Regions from separate parts of the Homo sapiens genome. Here region 2 is linked to region 1. Evidence: read pairs that join two places in POLR2A ChIA-PET (ENCODE). Cell type or tissue: Panc1. All regions are shown on one strand.

Evidence for each region. Peaks named below come from ENCODE experiments on the same cell type or tissue, not always from the same donor. Only the 100,000 strongest peaks of a DNase experiment are listed, where the experiment ranks them.
Region 2: POLR2A ChIA-PET joins it to region 1 with 10 read pairs; 2 of 35 experiments call an interaction of 5 or more read pairs at or near these places.

The regions. Positions count from the first base shown.
Region 1 is chr10:95,228,369-95,236,368 of GRCh38, forward strand. It overlaps ACSM6 (acyl-CoA synthetase medium chain family member 6), which reads left to right. Exons shown (of 11, transcript NM_207321.3): 11 at 276-561. The coding sequence ends at 416. LOC107984257 (a long non-coding RNA gene) reads right to left here and starts at 410. Exons shown (of 10, transcript XR_007062253.1): 1 at 321-410; 2 at 1-62. RefSeq lists enhancers at 513-1,082, 2,222-2,790, 2,664-2,958, 2,791-3,360 and a silencer at 1,904-2,198. In Panc1, no CTCF peak of the experiment used is centred here; DNase peaks (open chromatin) are centred at 1,443 and 7,862; H3K4me3 peaks cover 361 bases; H3K27ac peaks cover 6,778 bases.
Region 2 is chr10:95,572,831-95,580,830 of GRCh38, forward strand. No RefSeq gene overlaps it. Among named protein-coding and RNA genes, the nearest start is that of SORBS1, 15 kb to the left of the region's middle. In Panc1, no CTCF peak of the experiment used is centred here; no DNase peak of the experiment used is centred here.

The DNA.
Region 1 (8,000 bases):
TGCCTCATTTAAGCCTCAGGACAAACCTCTGAGTGAAGTGCCATCATTACTCTTGTTTCTAGCTGGGACAAAAAAAAAAAAGCTGAAGTTAAGAGAAATGACCAAGGAAAGTTCTCCGTGTTTGTTGAGTTTTCTATGTGAGATCCCCTGGAGAGTGGGGATCCTGACTTATTTTTCTCAGTCTCCCCTGGGGCTAGCCAGAGTGCTCAATTCATATCACTAAATGATTGTGAGAGGGAAGTAAATGTAGGTTTCTGGATTCATCATTCTATCAGGTGAGCTGGGAGGAATATGCTTCAGCAAGAGGCCACATGCTTTACCTCACAGGTGACAGAGGGATCATGGATGAAGACGGCTACTTCTGGTGGTCTGGTAGAGTTGATGATGTTGCCAATGCATTGGGTCAGAGATTGTGAATGCTTTGGTTATTGCTATTGAGCCTGGGGCTGTGGGAGTTTGAAGAAGACTCTGGACTGCTTCCAATACGTAGGAATTATATTTCTAAAGTTTAGAAAATGCAAACAACCAAAAATAAAAAAATAAAACTCATCCATAATCTCATATTGTGGAGTATATTCTTCTAATCTTCTTTCTTCTTATACATAAACTTTTTTTTTTGGTAGAATTGAGTTCAGGGAGAAATGCTCTAGCGTAACTTGCCTTTTTCACTCAACAATGTAACAGAAATATTTTTCTGTGCAATTAAATATAAAAATTCATTTTTTAAATTAGTTTATCACGACCAATAAGTACACAGATCTTACATGAATACTGTCAGGCCTCTGAGCCCAAGCTAAGCCATCATATCCCCTGTGACCTGCACGTACACATCCAGATGGCCGGTTCCTGCCTTAACTAATGACATTCTACCACAAAAGAAGTGAAAATGGCCTGTTCCTGCCCTAACTGATGACATTATCTTGTGAAATTCCTTCTCCTGGCTCATCCTGGCTCAAAAGCTCCCCTACTGAGCACCTCGTGACCCCCATTCCTGCCCGCCAGAGAACCCCCCTTTTTCCTTTACCTACCCAAATCCTATAAAACGGCCCCACCCCTATCTCCCTTCGCTGACTCTCTTTTCGGACTCAGCCCGCCTGCACCCAGGTGAAATAAACAGCCTTGTTGCTCATACTAAGCCTGTTTTGTGGTCTCTTCACACGGATGCGAATGAAAAATAGCCCAATGGATGTCTACACACATACACACCCCTGTAACCGTCTAGATCAAGATATAGGATATTTTTAGCCTCCTGGGCTCTCTCATGTCCTCATACCTCTGTGAAAGCTGTACTTCTTTCATGAATTTTGGACGAATTTCTATGCCTAATAACAGTTTCAGAGACTGAGAAAAGGAGACTAAATTCTAAGGAGCAACAAATTCCAAGGGCAGATGGTGGCAAGTAGATACCATGGGTCATCCTGATTCAGAGCTTGCTGACCACAAAAATCACAGGAATGTTGAGAAATAGAAATCAAGATCTAGGTTTTATGGACTCATTGCTATTACATGCCACTGCTTCTGGGACGTGAGTCAGCAAACTTGCTTTCTCTCCACTATTCCACTCTGATCCTTGACCCAATTAAACAATCCCAACTATATTTTGCTCAGGAAGTCTCTCTCCTTTGAGCACTCCTTGTTGCAGTAGCAGTAAACGAAGTGCTTGCCTCTGCCTCTAACTGCTCTCAATTTGTACTTTGAGACCCTCCTCCACAAGTAGCAATTATTCTGACTTCTAAAGTGCAGGTCAAATCTGCCTGTTCCTGAATTTCATATAAATGGAATCATACAGTTTGCACCCTTTTGTGTCTGTCTTCTCACAAAATAATGTCTGGACAATTCATTTATGTTGTTGTATGGATCAACAGTCCATTCTTTTTCATTGCTATGCAGAATTCCATTGTATGAATACACCCAGAATTTATCCATTCTTATGTTAATGGTGACTGAGGTTGTTTCCAATTTAAGAATGCCTCCTTTGCCCAACACCGCTGCACCTGGGAAGTTAGGCATTTTCTCTCACCCTTGGGATTAAGTGTGCGGGTGGTCAAGCAGCAGCGATTTCCAAGCCCCCCTAGCAGCTCTCACAGCAGGTGTCACAAAAGAGTTTGCACCACTCCAAACAGTCAAAACGGGCCATCCCCCCACCCGACCCCCGCCTTCTCTGGATTTTAAAGACTGTGTAGGAGGAGAAAATGGGGACGGGGGTCCCCTGGTTAATTCATTTATCTTAAGTTCCCGTAACCAAACTAGCCCCTCAGTTTACGCCTTTGACCCTCAAAGTTCTTTCCACTTCGTACCGTGAGATCAGAATCCCTGAAAGAAGCTTCTTGCCCTACCCGGCTGACCATCCTTGGGCACTCAGCTGTGCTGGGATGCTGTTGCCCTATTTCCCGCGTAGAAACAACTGCTGGTGGCGCCGCCGGCTGAAGAGTGCAGAACTGTGGCCCTGAGCCAAGCTGGGGCAAATATGGGAGACGCGGGATGGGAGAGAGTGGGGAGAGAGGACGCTATGAGGATTCTTGGAGGGAGGGACCAGAGCAGAGGTGGTGAGTGGCAGGAGGAGGCAAATGTCCCCGCAACCAGGAAGTTCATCGGGTTGAAGTTTCCTCTGCCGTCGCCTCCTGCTCGCCAGCAGAGCTGAGCCTGGTGTGCTGCCTTTCTGGAAAGCCTGCCACCACCACCCTCGGCGTGGGATGCCGGCCCGCGAGGAACCTCGGGGACACACAAATGGCCGCACCTGAATCTGGCTGCCATTGTGACTCTGCCGCGCACGCGCAGCTCCATCCCCTTTGAGGCGCGCATGTGCTCGCCAAGGGGGCGCTTCTGTCAGGCCTCTGAGCCCAAGCCAAGCCATCGCATCCCCTGTGACTTGCACGTAAAAGCCCAGATGGCCTGAAGTAACTGAAGAATCACAAAAGAAGTGAATATGCCCTGCCCCACCTTAACTGATGACATTCCACCACAAAAGAAGTGTAAATGGCCGGTCCTTGCCTTAACTGATGACATTACCTTGTGAAAGTCCTTTTCCTGGCTCATCCTGGCTCAAAAAGCACCCCTACTGAGCACCTTGCGATCCCCACTCCTGCCCACCAGAGAACCAACCCCCTTTGATTGTAATTTTCCTTTACCTACCCAAATCCTGTAAAATGGCCCCACCCTTATCTCCCTTCGCTGACTCTCTTTTCGGACTCAGCCCGCCTGCACCCAGGTGAAATAAACAGCCATGTTGCTCACACAAAGCCTGTTTGGTGGTCTCTTCACATGGACGCGCATGAAAGCTTCCTCCAAAAGGAAAGCCAGAGGCACGCAGGCCTAGGTTGCCTCGCCGCCCCCTGCGCCTTTTCCTGCAGACTGGTGCATAGTATTTTTAAAAATATTGCGAGGACAACGTCTTCTCTGCGAGCCTGGGGAAGAGGCGAAACCACGGGAAGAGTTGAGATGTATCCAGTTAACCAGGTAGAAATTGTACCTCCAGGACTCATCAAGGCTAAATATAAAAGTTGCGTGGTTTTTTTGTTTTTGCTTTTTGAGACTGAGTCTCGCTTTTGTCGCCCAGGCTGGAGTGTAATGGCGCAATATCAGCTCACTGCAACCTCCACCTCCTGGGTTCAAGTAATTCCCCTGCCTTGGCTGGGATTACAAGCGCCCGCCACCACGCCCGGCTTTTTTTTTTTTTTTTTTTTTTTAAGTAGAGACAGGGTTTGCCCATGTTGGCCAGGCTGGTCTCGAACTCCTGACCTCAGGTGATCCGCCTGCCTCGGCCTCCCAAAGTGCTGGGATTACAGGCGTGAGCCGCTGCACCTGGCCAAAAGTTGTGTGTGTTTATCAGGGACAACCCCTGTGCTTTGAGTTCTACCTGAGCTGTGAATCTCCTGTTATTACTAATTTGTCTACAGATGAGTAAACTGAGGTTCAGAGAGATTACATGACTTATCCATGTCATACAGTGATCAAGAAGTGGAGCCAGGATTTGAACCCATGAAGTCCCACTCCAGATTCCTTCGTATAAGTTTACACGGAAAAAAATTTTTAGATAAGATGTCTAGGTGCCTTCTTTCCTGCCTGCTTTAAAAAAAAAAATCAGCTGGAAGAATTTTTTAATTGTTTTTGTTTTCATAATTGATAATCGTGTGGGGAGCACTAATTCCCCAAGTGGGTCACAAGGAGTTATCCTGAGCAGGAATGCTCTTACTGTCCCCCTTGCTCCTGTACTCATACCGTCTACCTCTTGGGGACACAGCACTAAGTAAATTTCACCGATTGAGTGTTCCTATGTTCTAGAAAATGGCACTCTACACTCACAAGGGGTCGTATATAAGCTGGCATTTCAACTATGTCTTCAACAGGCCATACCATCACCCTTTTATGCTGGCCATTTCTGGGTGGTGCAGATTGTGATAGATCCACTGGACTCCATGGTCATGTGCCCACTGCTGTGCCTCCTTTGCAGTAAAATGGGTCCTTGGTCCCACAAGGCCATGAGGGATCCTGCGCTAGTGGATCTAAAGATCTTTGTGTCCTCAGAAAGTGTTGTGTTTGAGGCCCTGTGGACAGCAAAGGCAAACCCAATATACCTATATGGGTCTATTCCTGACTGAATAAATAAATCACTGCACTTTCCAAAATGGAAGGGATCCAAGCTAGTCAGCTTGCCACCAAGTGGCTTAGCTGGTGTCTTCAAAAGATAGCACTGTTCAGTTGGTCATTCTTGCTGGAAGGTTGAACATTTGGCAGCCAATAGCTAGATTGGCCTTGAAATAGAAGCCCATCTTACTGCAACCACGTAGAGCCTCTGACAATCATGGATACCCCACCCACGCACCCATTACGCCAACACAGGGGTGCCCAACAACAGGCTGGCTCATGTCCATTGGTTAATTCATTTTGTCAACCTGGTCACTTACTGTCTCTTCCATGGTTTATTCTAATGAGGGTTAACAGAGGTCTATCCACATTCCTCTACTCCAGACCTCCTTGTCCTGATCTTCTCATCTTTACCCTCTGATCAGCCAACCACATCATTCACCACTGTCCATAAGTCCAGGCACATTTATACTGAAGCCACTTCTTTTGCCACACAAAGTAGATCATTAGGAATACTACCGGAAGCTCTGCCCAGTGGGAGGACTTCTTTTCTCCTTACAAAGCCAGCTCAAGAAGTACAGCAGTGCAGCCACCATTTCAGCATGCCCTTACATACCTAGCCAACTCATCCATGAATCAAGTCTGGGCTTCCTCTTCCACCATCTGCTGCTCATACGGGATCCCCCATCAGCCATGGGGAATTGCTAAGGGAGGGGCACAGCAGTAGAAAGAATGAGTATCCAGGCTTCCATGCCCCTACAGCTCACATATTTCCTTCAGCCCTGCTCAAGCCTTCCTCTCATCTCATGAGGGATTGCTCTGGAAGATGCCTGACCTTCTGACCTAATGAGAATGAGAGAACCCAAATCATGATGGGCAGTTCTGCCACCTGATGTCCCATGGTCAGGGGCTTTGTCTCTATCCAAGCTGTGGAAGAATGCCAGGAGTTATTTTATGAAAAGCATAAAGTTCTGTACTGCAGATGGCAGTCTTGTTCTAGAACCCAAGGGGCTTGGGTTTTTATTCTCCCACTGGTGTACCATCTTGAAAACTCTGACATCATAGGGTCTCCTAGATCACATGAACCAAGCACAGAGCCACTTCCACTATAGCCTGCACCTGCTGCAGATCACTTTTCTGCTCTGGGCCAGATCAAAGCTGGCAGCCTTGAAGGGAAACAGAAATCCAAGATGTCTTTGTTTTAAGGTGTGTTTAAAGTTGTGTTGTCCAATACAGTAGCCACTACCCCCATGTGTCTACTGAGCACTTGAAATGTGGCTTGTGACAAATGTTGAAATGATAATACTTTGGATATATAGTATTATATAAAATGTATTATTGGCCGGGCACGGTGGCTCACACCTGTAATGTCAGCACTCTGGGAGGCTGAGGTGGGCTGATCGCTTGAGCCCAGGAGCTCAAGATCACCCTGGACAACATAGCAAAACCCCACCTCTATTAAAAAATATAAAAATTAGCCAGGCACGGCGACTTGTGCCTGTAGTCCCAACTACTCAGGGGACTGAGGTGGGAAGATCACTTGAGACCAGGAGGTCGAGGAAGCCATGATTGTGCCACTGCACTCCAGCCTGGGTGACAGAGCAAGACCTTGTCTCAAAAAATATAAAAAAGAAAGTATTACTGGCCGGGCGTGGTGGCTCACACTTGTAATCCCAGCACTTTGGGAGGCCGAGGTGAGTGGATCACAAGGTCAGGAGTTCGAGACCAGCCTGGCCAACACAGTGAAACCCCTTCTCTACTAAAAATACAAAAATTAGCTAGGCATGGTGGTGCGCGCCTGTAATCCCAGCTACTTGGGAGACTGAGGCAGGCGAATGGCTTGAACCTGGGAGGTGGAGGTTGCAGTGAGCCAAGATTGTGCCACTGCACTCCAGCCTGGACGACAGAGCTAGACTCTGTCTCAAAAAAAAAAAAAGGTATTATTACAATTAATTTTACCTGCTTTTTTTGTCTTTTCACATTGCTACTAGAGAATTTTAAATTACATTCATGCGTTGCATCATACTTCTATTGGACAGCGATGAAGCAGCAATCACCCATTTACAGATTTACCAAGCTTGTGGACTATCTGCCACTAGCAAGGTACTGAGCTGAGTGCCGAGGAGAAAAGGCTGAAAAAGACAAAGGATCAGCTCTCATGCAAGGCTTCTTTCCTTTCACGAGATGAGTGATTAGTGTCTTGTGTGATGCATGCCAAGAAGGTGTCCCCTGGGTATGGAAGCATAGGAGAGTGGCATCCAAGTCATGCTGGGCAGTCAGGAAGCCTGTCTGGAGGAGGAGGTGGCTCAATCTCGAAAGACAACAGAAATTTATTAAATGTTAAAAGTAATCAAGGGGTGCAGGAAGAGCATACCAAGTCAGAGAAAACAGCTTGATCACAGTCTGCATGACTCTGGCTGAGTTTTTCCTCTTCAAGAAATTTTCTGAAAGCTTAGTAATTAAAGATGGCTACAGAGTTAGACTGTTCCTTCCAATCTTTTCATTTTAGAGGAAGCATGAAAGAGAAACAATCAGATAAATATGGTAGGCATGAAGCACAAAAAATAGGCCAAATCTCAAATTGCTCTCAGCAGTAATTTTTTTTTTTTTTTTTTTTTTTTTTTTTGAGACGTAGTCTCACTCTGTCACCCAGGCTGGAGTGCAGTGACACAATCTCAGCTCACTGCAACCTCTACCTCCCAGGTTCAAGTGATTCTCCTGCCTCAGCCTCCAGAGTAGCTGGAACTGCAGGCATGCACCACTATGCCCAGCGAACTTTTGTATTTTTAGTAGAGACAGGGTTTCACCATGTTGGCCAGGCTGGTCTGAAACTCCTTACCTCAAGTGATCCACCCACTTCAGCCTCCCAAAGTGCTGGGATTACAGGCATGGGCCACCACGCCCGGCAGAGCAGTAAATATTTGTATGTGCCAAATACTGGGGGCAAAAGGGAAGGGCTTCTTTGCCACATAACACAACTGGCACTTAGGGGTGGTAATGCTGACATTCTGTTTCATTCAGTCAGGAAATGAACTCCTCATACAGGCTATATTGAATAGTAATAATGGTCACCTGAAGCTGTTGGTGTTTGGCCTCCCCTGGAAGCAAGATATCTGTATGAAAGACCCACACCTAAGAAGTAATACTGACAAATGTCAGACATTTGATTGGCACATTATCTGAGGAGAGGGATTAGAGAAAGTTCTAAGTATCCATGACTCATCTATTCCTTACAATCAAAATCCAAATCATGACTGTTAATGTCTTTGTAAATGAGTCAGACCTGCTGTGGTTCAGAGACTTTTCATTTTATGTTGATTTCTAAGAATTGCATAGTTTAAGCCACCTTGACTTTTATAAGCGTAGAAACAGATGGGGTTTAAAGTAAGAACTCATTAACTGCCAAAAAATAAAAA
Region 2 (8,000 bases), 340 kb after region 1:
TTTCTCTCTCTCACGTATTCTCCTTGGCAACTGTCTCATCTTTCCCTCAATCCCTCCCTCCCTCCCTCCCTCTCTCTCTCATCTTAGCCCCTTCTTCAAATGTTAAAAAAAATAAAAACAGTTTTAAGAGAAAAACATAAACAACTTGAAGACTAGTTTATAAAACAGTGAATGCTGAACTACTTACAATATAGTGATTAGAAAGAAAAGCAGAATATAAAACCAAACATACAGTACAATGACATTGCTTTACAAAAAATATACATAGAAAAAAGGATTAAATTTTAAAAAGCATGCCAAATGTAGACAGCAGTAACTTTGGCTGGTGGGGATATGGATGATTATCGTTTTTTTCTTTAAACTTTTCTGCACTCAAAACTGTCTAAAATTATTAACAGCACACTTATCCTCAGAAAATTTTAATAAAAATACATAAAGTAATAAAATGGCACATATGTAATCAACTTAAAAAGCCCCCCCCCCTTTTTTTTCATTCAGTAAGGTGTATTAGCCTCTATAGGATATTTGCTGGCTTGGTAATTAAAATGTTAAGGGTAAATCCAGCTTTAGGCAAAATCTGATCCAGCAATCCAAGAGCCATTGTCAGAGCTCTCTCTTTTCAGTTCTGACTGCCTTTCTTTGGGTGTTGGCCCTATCCTCTCCTACTGCAATCCAGGATACCTCCACCTTTTTCCACTTGAAGGCGAACTTGGTGGTCCCAGATTCATACTTTTCCACTTCTGGGAACCCAGAGGTGAGATGTCTTTCCCCACTAGCTTCAATGAGACAAATACTGGGAAAAGACCAGGGTTGGATGAGTTGGGATCATGGACCATGATGAGTCATCCCTGGAATAATCAATGTGACAAGGGGATTGGGTACTATGAATGTCTGGTCCAGGTCACACGTCACGGTGGGAAATGGACATGGAGGAGGGGATGGATAAAGCACAAAAGCACCCAAACAAAAATGTCCCTAAGACAGCACAGTCTCCCCTGCAAGGATTGTATGATCTAGTTAGAAAACTAAGACAAGCATAGAAAAGGGTAAAACAAAAACAAGGAATAAACAATAAGTTTATTTAAACATGGCACAAGGCAGAACATGATTAATTTTCCAACAATAGCATAGACAGTAAGTCCTAGGCCAAGAATTCAGGGGTGGGATAACCTGAGCAAACTTGGTGGAAGGGAAGGAATGTAAGCTGGGTTCTGAAAGATGGGAAGGTTTGGAGAACAGATGGAAATGGCAACATCAGTTCAAACTAAGAGAATGGCCTGAGCGTAGCCACAGAGATGGTCAAGTGAAAGATGTGTGAGAATAGAAACAGGGTCAGGAATGTGAGTAATTTTAGTCACACGCTAGAGATATTAATTGGGGCTGGAGTGCAGTGGCTTTGAAAGCTAAGCTCATGACTTTGAATTTATGTGGTAGCCGGTGAGGAGTCACCAAGGTTTTTAAACAGGGAACTGGTGAGATGCAGGTCATACATAAGGACAACCTGCCTCGTGGCAGGAGCAGGAGGAACTGGAGCTGAGAAAGATCAGAGGCAGAACAACCAGTTGAGAGGTTGCTGCAATGGTCCATGTGTGAAGTAATAAGGGCTGGAATGAGGGAGGTGACGATGAGGAATGGAAAGGAAGAGACATTTCATTCATCAACTCATTCATTCATCCAACAAGCATTTGTTAATCACTGACAACCAGGAACTCTACTAGATCAGCCACTAAGTTCATCAAGGAAGGTGTGGCACGGCTTGCCTTCTGCTGGAATACCAGGTCCTAGCTGAAGGTGACCAAAGACCATGGTGTTGCTGTTAAGAGAAATAGCAAAGTCAGGAGAAAGAACTAGTTTGGGCATCTAAGAACAAATAATTCCGAATCTAGTTTGACGGTACAGCAGGGCGGGCAGATGGAACTATCCAGCAGGCAGGAGAAAATGTAGGACTTGACCTGGAGAGGGAGATCAAGACAGAAGGTTGAGATGTGGATACCTCTGTGCACAGGGGAGCGTCACCTCCACAGGAGCACTGTGACTTAGGAAGGTCTGAGCCAGCCTGACTGAGCTTTATGCCGAGCTCAGAGCAGGGACAAAAATGGAGATCTCTTTGCCTGTCCGCTCTACGTTAGGTGCAATATAAACCTGATACGAACTTCTGCCTCTTTCCTGTGATTCCTGACACGATGGCCCCATCAGCATCACACATGTTGAGATGATTTTTCAGAAGCTGATTACTTAAAACCTCTAATCCAACTCCCGTTTCACCTCTGGATTGAAAAGTGCTCTTCTCCCTCTGTCCCAGCTAGAAAAGGGTGTGCTGCAACCAGATGGTAAACTGTGGACAGAAATAAACCCTGTTCACATGTAGCAAGAATATTTATATCCAATCCCATAATATCACTGCAGGCATAATTATAGCCAATCCTGCAATTGTGCTGCGGGTATCAGGCATCAGAAAAACCAACCCAAAGTGCCACAGAGAGACCAGGGAGATATGGGAACTGTAGAGGCAGCTGCTGCCCCTGAGAGACCCCTGGGCAGAAGTAGGGTGGGGCTATTTAGAGATTATGGAGGGGCTCTGCCAATGGTGGTGAAGAGGGACGTGATAATTTCACAGATTACATAGCTCAAACTCCAGTTTCAGTAGTACTGCATGCTTTTATTTGTAACTTTTAAGAAATTATAAAATCAATGCTTATTCATTGTACAAGGTTTAGGAAATATGGGAAAGTGTCTATAATCCCACAATCCAAAAATAGCATTGTTGCTGGTATGGTGGCTTATACCTGTAATCTCGGCACTTTGAGAGGCCAAGGTGGAAGGATGGCTTGAGGCCAGGCATTGAGGACCAGCCCAGGCAGCACAGTGAGACCCTGTCTGTCTCTATAGAAGTAAATAAAAGTAAATAGCCAGGCATGGTGACATGCACCTGCAGCCTCAGCTACTCAGGAGGCTGAGATGGAAGGATCTCTTCAGCCCAGGAGTTCAAGGCTGCAGTGAACCATGCTAGTGCCCTGCACTATAGCCTGGGCAACAGGGCAAGACCCTGTATAAAAAAAAAAAAAAAAAAAAAAAAAAAAAAAAGTGGCCGGGCACAGTGGCTTATGCCTATAATCCTAACACTTTGGGAGCCCAAGGTGACTGGATCACCTGAGGTCAGGAGTTCGAGACCAGCCTGGCCAACATGGTGAAACCCCGTTTCTACTAAAAATACCAAAAAATTAGCCGAGTGTGGTGGTGCACGCCAGTAGTCCCAGCTACTCGCGAGGCTGAGGCAGGAGGATCACTTGAATCTGGGAGGCAGAGGTTGCAGTGATCCGAGATCGCACCATTGCACTCCAGTCTGGGCAACAAAAGCAAAGCTCTGTCTCAAAAAAAAAAAGCATTGCTTGCTAACATTTTATAATTTGTTGTTATAGTATTTTACTTTGCATATATGTGTTTTGTGTCATACTGTAAATAACATTCTACATCTTGTTTATTTCATTTAATATCATATTTCCTCATATTGTTAAGATATATTCCAAAACATTATTTTACTGTGGTATTTCAGGGGAAGAAGGTAACAAAAAAAACCACAAAACATTATTTTAAAACCTTTTTCTGTAGTATTTTTATGAAATGGAATACTATATAGCCGTTAAAATGAATAAACTAGAGCTTCATGTAGCAACACAAATAATTGTTAATATAAGGTTAATAAAAAGGTAATTTGCAGAGCCAGGTATTAATATATAATTCAATGTCATTTTTGAGAAGTTAAAAGCTCTAATGCCAGAAGCAGTGGCTCACATCTGTAGTCCCAGCACTTTTCAAGGCCAAGGCCTATGGATCGCTTGAGCCCAGGAGTTTGAGATCAGCCTGGGCAACATGGCAAAACTCTGTCTCTACCAAAATATAAAATTTAGCTGGTGTAGTCACAGCTACTCCAGAGGCTGAGGTGGGAGGATTGCTTTAGCCTGAGAGACAGAGGCTGCAGTGAGCCATGATTGTGCCACTGCACTCCAGCCTGGGCAAAATGGCAACTCTATCTCAAAAAAAAAAAAAAATCTGAAACAATATTATACATTGTTTATGTTGACTTACATGTAAAAAGTATAGAGGCCTGCACAGTGGCTCACGCCTGTAATCCTAGCACTTTGGAAAGCCAAGGCAGGCGGATCATGAGGTCAGGAGATCGAGACCATCCTGACTAACACAGTGAAACCCTGTCTCTACTAAAAATACAAAAATATTAGCCGGGCGTGGTGGCGGGCGCCTGTAGTCCTAGCTACTTGGGAGGCTGAGGCAGGAGAATGGCATGAACCTGGGAGGTGGAGCTTGCGGTAAGCCGAGATTGCGCCACTGCACTCCAGCCTGGGCGACAGAGCGAGACTCTGTCTCAAAAAAAAAAAAAAAAAAAAAAAAGTATAGAAAATGTATGGGAAAAATTTTCTGCAGGGAAAGAGGAAACAGGTTGAAATTAAGGAGGAGTATAAAGGAGCTTTGATTGTTTCTATAATTTGTTTTTTGGGTTTTTTTTTTTTTTTTGAAACAAGGTCTGGCTCTATCTCTCAGGCTGGAGTACAGTAGCATGACCTTGGCTCACTGCAACCTCTGCCTGCTAGTCTCAAGCCATCCTCCCACCTCAGCTTCCTGAGTAGCTGGGGTTACAGGCATGCACCACCACGCCAGGTTAATTTTTGTATTTTTTGTAGAGACAGGGTTTCGCCATGTTGCCCAGGCTAGTTTTGAACTCCTGAGTTCAAGAGATCCTCCACCCTGGCTTCCCAAAATGCTGGGATGACAGGTGTGAGCCACTGCGCCCAGCCTGCTATTTCTTTTAAAAGGATTTAAAACAAATATAGCAAAACCTTAAAATGTATTAAATCTGTGATGAATAAATGTGTTCTTTATAGTCTGTATTTTTCTGCATGTTTGAAATATAGACATCATTATTTTTTAAATTAGTAGTATTCATTTTTTAGAGAAGTTTTAGGTTTACAGAAAAGTTGAGCAGAAAGTACAGGGAGTTTCTTCTTAAATTCCCACCTCACAGTTTCCTCTATTATTACCATCTTGCATTACTGTGGGTCATTTGTTACAACCGATGAGCCAATACTGATACCTTATTATTAGCTAAAGTCCACAGTTTTCATTAGGATTCACTCTTTGTATTATGCATTCTATGGATTTTGACAAATGTATAATGACATAGATCCACTATAAGAGTGTCATACAGAGTAGTTTCACTGCCCTAAAAATCCTCCGTGTGCCACCTATTCATCCCTCCTTCCACCCAAACACCTGGAAACCACTGATCTTTCCACTTTCTCCAGTTTTGCCTTTTCCAGAATGTCACATACTTGGAATCACACAGTGTGTCTTTTCAGATAGGCTCCTGAATCATTTATTTTTTAAATCAAAAATTGAAAGCCAACCACAATGAAGAAAACAAAAATCATCAGAAACTTCACTATTTCAAGATAATCACTATTAACCATACACACGATTTACTTTTTTCATGTAAATGGGATCATAGTGTGCAAAATATTATATTGCCTTTCTTTTCCACTTAACAACATAGTATGAAACTACGTAATTCAGGATTTTTCTTCTTTTTTTTTTTTTAAAGTCTACAAGAATGTTTCACGATGTGGATTAAATTAGTGAGCTAACCGATCCTTTACTTTCAGACTATTAGGCTTTCACCTGTGGCATGAAGTTTTCCTGGCTTTGAGGATCCCCTCTTAAACTAGAAAAGGCCCTTGAAGTCTCCAGAGAAGGGGGGATATAAGGCTACTGGAAATACCTTTCTAGATATGTGTCACCTGTATGACATGTTTGACATTAAGTGTGAGTTCTCGGCAGTCAAGGACATTGTCAACCACTTCTCCCCTCATTACCAAACACATGAAGCAGGTATTGATGAACATGGTGGAATGGATCCAACTTGCCCTGCAACAATCACTTTGGAGTCACCTCTAAGGAAATTCTCAAGCCACACAGGGTGCTGACTCCTTAAGAGCTGGTACCGTACACTAGGAACTAAGAAAGACACCAGAGTGGTAAGAGGGTGCCCTGTTTTGTGGAGCAGAGCAAGACAGATGCTATGAAGAACTGGGATGACAGACTGGGTGGGGACAGTGGGCAGTGGGTGTGTCTGCTCAGAGAATCTGGAGGGTGGGAAAGTGAGAGCCCAGCACTACTGCCCTGAAGCCCAGTAGCCATGAGGGGCTGGAGTTTTATGTAGATGGAGGAAGTCCACAGGCTCCTCTGAGAGCATTTACTCTTTTTAGTCAGTTTATCACACTGGTTGAGAACTTGGGATCTAGTATGGGACTTCTGGTTCAAAACCCCACTCAATCACTCTCTGGCTATTTGGCTTTGGGCAAATGGCTAAGCCATGATGGCTCAACCCCAGAAGGGGGAATATAAAAGTTGTTGTGATGGTTAAGTGAGATTATATGTGCAAAGTACTTGGCACTTAGTGAGTGCTTGGTAAATGCTAGCAATAATAATGATGATAGTGATAATAAAGCTTAGCACCTGTTCTTTTGAAAAGAAAAGTAGTCACTGAGAGCATAAGATAGCCAAGCCAAGAAGATCAGCATGAGTCTCACACTGACGCTCCCACCTAGAGAAAAGCCCAGCACATTTCACCAAGGCAGGCATGCCTGGATTCAAGTGGGTGGGGCACTGTAGGAGCAGAAAATAGGAACACCCCATTAGATAACTCAAAAGGAATTTGGGCAACTTTAATGATTTTTGCAAGCTATCTGCCAGCCTATATGTATGTCCTCTGTGTTCATGTTTGTTCTCATGTGTAACCACCTCTAGCTCCTACCTTTTTTTGGGTTGCTGAATCCAGCCATTGCAGATGGATTTTCAAATGGATACATGGCCTTTGAAGTCACCTAGTTCTACTTCCCACCAATGAGGGGATTTCTGTGGAAAACACCTCTACATGTCCTCGTCTAATCTAGGGGATATCCTGGATTCCTCCCTTTCCTTCGGCCACTCCCAAGCAAACCTTGTTTCTATCTTCAAAAAAGATCTTAGATCTCTCCTCTCCTGCTAGCACCATTGGCACTCTCCTAGAGTAAGCCTCCTTCACCCCACACATAGGCAGCTAGTCCCTAATAGACTTACTGGCTATTCTTCCCCAGGAACCAGGGTACTTTCTAAAAATGTAAATCAGATCATGACTCTCTCTCTATCCTAGGCTGGGTTCCCAGAAGCAGACCCTGACACAGAAATTCATGAGCAAGTGTTTTATTTAAAAAGAGCCCCAGGCAGAAACTGGTAAGAAAGTAGGGAAAGCTGGACAGGGAAGTGGAATACATCAGGCAAGGAAAAGTCTGGAAGCCTGGATTTCAGGCCCAGACCCAGCCTCAGCCTGATTCCTCAGGAAAACTGCAGAATAAATTGCAGCCAGAACTTGTTCCTCCTAAACATAATGGGGCTGGGCTTTCGTGCCTTCACCTGACTAGCTGAGTGCTTGGCTAAGGAGGCTTTCTGTGCATGTAAGCAAAGAGCTCTGGTAGCTGAAGGGCTACCCTTGGAACAAAGCTGTATGTGCCCAGCCCTTAAAAATAAAAGCACACAGAAGCTGGGGAACCAGTACATCAAAACTGCAAAAGCGATTCAAGAAAACCTCAGCAGAGCATCAACCAACAGGATCAACTCCAGTTCCCTCCCTTATTTCTTATCTCAGACCCTTGTTCATTTCCTTTATAGAACACGTCATGGTTTACAAGTAATTTGTGTAATTATTTGTCTCTATCCTTGTTTGTCCCCACTAAAACCTCCAGGAAGGAGTGCTTGTCTTGTTGCCTTTTGTACCCCAGTCCCTAGAACAGAGATAACATATTGTGGATCTTCCACAAAAATTTGTAGGAATGAATGAATGAATCAATGAATGAATGAATCAATGAATGAATGATGGGACCTTGGTTTGGACACTTTCGGTGATGGGGAGCTTCTACAGCATGTAGCAGCTCATCCATTTTCAGAAAGCC